2 separate regions of the Homo sapiens genome follow, and region 2 is linked to region 1. A link is an interaction called in ENCODE POLR2A ChIA-PET data of the cell type or tissue named here. Cell type or tissue: Panc1. All regions are shown on one strand. Each heading gives the region's core, and the rest is flanking DNA. Links, peaks and the distances in the headings are about the cores only.

Region 1 (2,930 bases), core at 180-2,679:
GGCCTTTTTCAGATACAAACAAACCAGGACATGCTCGCTAATGACCTTTAAACCTGTGATTTTCATTGTCTGGAACACCATATCTCTCCTTTTCACCTACTTAATTTCTACTAAAAGTCTTTACATCTCACTTTAAACATGACTTCCAGCAACAGCCTTCTCTAGGTCATGCTCTTATAACATACTTGCTCATACCCTTTATCACATATTTAATTTTACATTAATTTGTGTGATTATTTGAATTCTAGTTTTCCCATAAGAATTAAGGAACCGTGATGGCAATGGCTATCTTGCTTTTCCTCACTATTTTGTCTCCAAAGATAAGCCTGAAGGTATATGTAGCTACCACTGAATAACATTAATTGGTTAATGTCTAGTAGACATTTAGAAAAAGGAATTAACACTGGCCAGGTAGGCTAGGAAGAGATTTGAAATGGTTCATTCTTAAAGAGTCTAGGTAATTTATTTAGAAATAGTAAAAATAGAAGGAGGAAAGGTAAAAAATTAACCATGAAGATTGTTTATATGCAGGAATCATGAAATTGGTTAAGAACTATGAAGGGAAAACAGAAAAAAATGATCATCTAAGTAAGGAAACAAAAGCTTCAAGTAGTGGTTGATTTGCATTTTTAAATACTAGGGAAAGGAAAAAGAATGAAAACTGGTACTAACGTATCAATTAAGAGGTTATTTGTGATCTTGCATAGATAATTAAAAAAAAATAGTGGGATAAAAAGCCAACCGCGAAATAGTAAGGAGTAGAAGATGGCAATATAATCAATGAGGTTTAGGTTCCTATTTTTGAAGGATATGTCCTTTAAACTCTTTGAGTTGTTGAAATAGATTTCACTATGCACGATCTGTAGACATGATTCTGTAATGCCATTAGATCTGTAAATGAAAACATTTGTAATTACAAATTTCCACACATAGGGATAAAGAAAATATTGAACAGTTATTTAATACATCCTGTGTGTGCCAATTTATATTCAGACATTTTTCTATAGAACAGTAAAATCTTTCCGCTGTCAGCATATAGCCAAGGCACAAGCTCACTCTCCTTCTACCCAACTAAATCTCTCTTTTTTTTCTTTTTCTTTTTTTTTTTTTTTTTTTTTTTGAGACAAGGTTTCACTCTATCACCCAGGCTGGATCTTGTCTCATATGATTTCATCATCCCACCGCAACCTCTGCTTCCCGGGTTCAAGCTATTCTCCTGCCTCAGCCTCCCAAGTAGCTGAGACTACAGCTGCACCCCATCACACCCAGCTAATTTTTGTATTTTTTATAGAAATAGGGCTTCACCATGTTGCCCAGGCTGGTCTCAAACTCCTGTGCTCAAGCGATCCACCTGCCTTGGTCTCCCAAAGTGGTGGGTTTACAGGCGTGAGCCACCGCGCCCGGCCCTAAACCTATTTTTTTTTTTTTTGATGGAAAGTGCTCTTCAACTGTTACACAATTACAAGAAAACATATTGGACAAAAAACTTTCATTAAAATGGGTCCAAAAATTCTTGTACAATGAGAAAGATTGGGATGAATGATTTTTAATCATTTAAAAAGCATACTTGACAAGGAAAAAAATTGCAAAATCCTTATGTATCTAACCTGGAGTATGTGTCCTAATATCAAGCAAAATATGTGCACCATTCATGTACTTAGTGTGATTACGCCTTATTACGGTTTTTGAAGAGCCATGATATTTATTAGTTTTTTTAATCATTTTTTCATGAAGTATTATTTTCCTTTTGCTGTTTCACCAAATGCAACATCTGAGTTAGATTAAAACCGGGTGGTTGGCAGGAACAAAAATAAAAAATAAAAAGTGTTAAGTGATCATATGTTAGCAATAATGCTGTCTCGAGACATCATTTCTCACTATAATTTCTTTGAGGGAGATCCTTTGTGTACCTCGGTAGTTTTCAACTGCTATTTAATGCTACCCTTGGAATGGTTAAAGAGGGGACACTGTAGAGACAGCTCTGTCTCTCTTTTAAAAGGATCCACACTTTCCTAAAAGCCAAATGATATTAAATGCCCAAGGATGAAAAAGCTGTGGACACTATTGAAAAAACGTTCACTTTGCGATAGTTTCTCCAGCCTCCCTCAAAGTGAACCAGAAATGAAAATTCAGCACTACACCATTTATCCCTTTACATATTGTTATGTGAATGAAGAATTATTGCACAGAAAAGCATCTTTACTTTTACTGCTATTGCCATATGCCTTCCGTGAGAAAATATATCTTTCATTATACTACTGTAAATTGGTGTTTTAAGATGTGCTTTAAAAAAAACTGTATTATGCCTTGAAAGTACATAATAACCATGTTAAACAACTTTATTTTTCCAAGAAATGGTGCATTTTGCGTTACCTACTGTAATCATTTTGTATTTAACATGAATTGAACAGACACTCTCCTTCAGATGAACTTTCTGGTGACAAACTTTGAAATTGATAGATTAAAGCTGATTTGGGATTGTCAAAATATTGTATAGCTATCTGCACAAAATATGCATAAAATTTTACAGATGGTGGACTGCTGGTTTACATGGCAGCTATGTTAGTATATCCACGGCCGGTTAAATTAATAGTGTCACAATCTATCTTCCATGGCAGGTGTAAATGACTTTTAGCACATCAATAACTAGTTTACAATGATGTCCCTTCGCTACTTAAGGTTTGCCATTGATTTTTTGTTTTGTGCAAAATAGCACACATATTATCTCCGTATTTCGTTGTAGAATATTTTAAAATAAACCCAACATTTACAGACTTGTAAACAATCTATAAAAATATCAGACTTAGTCAATTATAAAATTATCTTCTAATTATTCCACCTGAAAATAGGGATTCCAAGTTACTAACTTGCATCTTACATGGATTGGCATTGAAAGTGAACTTTTAAGAAGACTCTAATATGTAAATGAA
Region 2 (2,930 bases), core at 125-2,624, 420 kb before region 1:
TATTTACCTATGATTTGGAGACTTTACTGAAGATACACCTTGTCACTACAGTGTTCCATGACAAATATCAGGGATGTATAGTAGTGAGGATCCTCATGTTGGAAGGGAAGAGCAGTAGTTGCTGTTCTGTGCTACATTAATCTTGAAATTTGTTTTAATCAACTGACCTTACTCTAGATTTCTGAGGGTTAGTTTTCCTTGGGCTTGGACAACAATCTGACTTCCTGTTGTTGGAAAAGAGAGGTGAGAAATGATCAAAAGAAAACAGTAACAGACTAGTTTGACCAAGCTATACCCAGATTATGATGGAAGACTAGCAGTCCTCTTTGGGTTAAAGACAAACATCTGTTTTGGGGAAACTTTATAAATGTTGTAAGATATTATAAAATGATAAGGGATATTTATATAGAAGACAACACATGTTATGTGAAGGGAAATGGACCTTGATCTGTGTTCATAATCTGGATTCTGGCATGCACAGATAAAACTGATGAGTACTGCACAAGGGAGTAGCAGAGGAAACTTAACTGTAGGGAGGGAGAAAACCCCTGCCGATATGGAGGGTGGGCATGACTGAGAAAGTCAGAGGTCCTTAAAAGTACTGTGAGAGTTGTGTTGGATCAGTCCCACACCTAGAACCCTTCTCCCTGATAAGGAGAGACTGAGTTAAGAATTTAAAATTTTTGTCATAAAGGCTGGAGCTGTGAAGCAGAGGCAGTGTCCTATAAGAAAAAGACTAGTCATTGGGAGAGAGGAATCCCAGAGAGCTGTTCTTTACAGTTTTGTTTCTTGTTTAAATTCGAGAACTAAAAATCCAGTCCCAGAGTGCGTACATAGTCAAAGCAAACATGGAAAGTTCAGAAGTTATGCAGTGAACCATCAGAGCCTATTAAGAATCTAATCTTTCTCCAAGTAATGTTGGGGTCAGGCAGCTAACTGCAACCTAGCCTTTGGTTTAGTTACATTTTGATGTCTCAGGACCTCTCAAAAAATTTTGATCTGCCATGTTTTCTCCATATCCCTTTATGTCTCTCCAAGATTACTAAACTATGCATAATAAAATGTCATTATACTTGAATTGCAAAAATTGGAAAGATTCATAATACCAAGTGTTGGCAAAGATATAAAACAACTAGAAATTGAATACTTTTCTGGGAGATTGCAAAGTGGGTCAGTTATCTTGAAAAACAGTTTGATAGTTTTGTTTTAATAAAGTTAACCATATACTTACCATACAATCTATCCATCCTAATTCTAGACATTTCCCAAGATAAGTGAAAACATGTTTACACAAATACCTGTAAGCAAATATTCATAATAACATTATTCTAAAACTGGAAGAAACGAAAATGTTTATGAACTGATGACTGAATAGACAAGTAATGGAGTATTTGTACAGTGGAATACTACTCAAAATAAAAAGAACACATTAAAACAATGTGTACAAAAACATGGATGAGCCTCATAAACAGGGTGCTGTATAAAAGAAGTACTCCATAATTCCTTACACATTAAGGTATACCATCTTAGAAACAGTACAGCTGTAAAGGCCAATTCTTACATGTCCTTAAACTACCCTTTGAACATTATACCTTCCTCTGACACCAGAGTCTAAGCTTTTCCATTTATTCTGCTTTTGCCAATCTTTCTCTCCTGGATCAATATCTATCATCTTTTAAAATCAAGCCCAAATGCAAGATCCAGCCTTTCCTCAGTCGCCCACATGTTTCTTTACTCTCGTTATTAACCTCTACAGCACCATTATAGCGTCAGCACTGGATAGGCAGGCTCAATTCTTGGCAACAAACATTTAGCTCACTTCATTGTGATAATTTGCTCTCTCCAAGAAAGGACTCCTCAAGATTAAGATCTTCATTTGCTTTTTCTCTGTATCTCCTGGTTCAGAGTGTCCTGCATAGAGTGAGCATCCAATTAATCTTGAATGTGTTATGTTTAATCCGTTTTGTGCCTTTGTGATTACTCAAAAAGATGACAATATGAACCACATACATATAAAACAATAAAGTTTTATAGTGATGATTATTTTTGTTTTTCTGTATTGATCCTAGTATGTAGCAGGGCTATATTATGAAAGGTGAGTTAACATGAATTTTTCTTTTAATGTTAAGAATGGTGCCCTTCACATTACAAGCTATTCCAAAGTTGCAGAGAAAAAATAGGTCTTTGAAACTTTCTAGAAAATAGCAGATAGTTTATTTAATTACTTTAGTTTTCCTTTAGCTATTATTTCTTAAATATAATTGAAAAATGAGTTAGCTCTTATACTTTTAAGAATATATACAAGCTATTGTACTAAAATGTTACTGTATTAAGTAACAAGAGAAAAATAAGTAAAAACAAATGAACTTAATTCTAATACTGACAGAAATATTGGAAAGTGGAAATAAACAGTTTTTCTGTCTAAACTCTTATAAAAACCTTAGTTTAACTTATATTTAACAAATCTAAATAGATTTAACAAATTTAACAAATCTAACTTAGATTTTTAGCAAGGTACAGCTCCCCTGTAGAAGCCATGCTCTTTCTGAAGAGGTCTGAAGCACAGCATATTAATAAAGGGATTCTACGAGTTCTTAGCTCCTTTGCTGTCCTCTCCTCTTCAGCCTATATATAGTTAGGTTTGTTAAATGTATTTTTACTGAAAAATACATTCAGTAAGACTGATTGATGTAATCGACTCTAGCATGTAGATAGGGAGAAGAAATGGATTTATCATTAGTTTAGAAGGCTGTCTGGTATTATAGATTTACTAACAAAAAGTACAAACGATGCCTATAAAAATACTTAGATGTTTGATGTTTGAATAGTTGCTCAAAATTTAAGATTCAGTAATAAAGTCAGCTCAGAAGACTCACTAAAATATGAAGAGTAAACAGTCTGACCTGAGAGCAGTAGACTTGGATGATTTT

What was found. Peaks named below come from ENCODE experiments on the same cell type or tissue, not always from the same donor. Only the 100,000 strongest peaks of a DNase experiment are listed, where the experiment ranks them.
Region 2: POLR2A ChIA-PET joins it to region 1 with 13 read pairs; 1 of 35 experiments calls an interaction of 5 or more read pairs at or near these places.

What each region holds. Positions count from the first base shown.
Region 1 is chr5:91,947,563-91,950,492 of GRCh38, reverse strand. No RefSeq gene overlaps it. Among named protein-coding and RNA genes, the nearest start is that of ARRDC3, 570 kb to the right of the region's middle. In Panc1, for the core only: no CTCF peak of the experiment used is centred there; no DNase peak of the experiment used is centred there; H3K27ac peaks cover 303 bases.
Region 2 is chr5:92,367,336-92,370,265 of GRCh38, reverse strand. The region is part of intron 2 of LOC105379080 (a long non-coding RNA gene); the gene reads right to left. Among named protein-coding and RNA genes, the nearest start is that of LINC02058, 570 kb to the left of the region's middle. In Panc1, for the core only: no CTCF peak of the experiment used is centred there; no DNase peak of the experiment used is centred there; H3K27ac peaks cover 269 bases.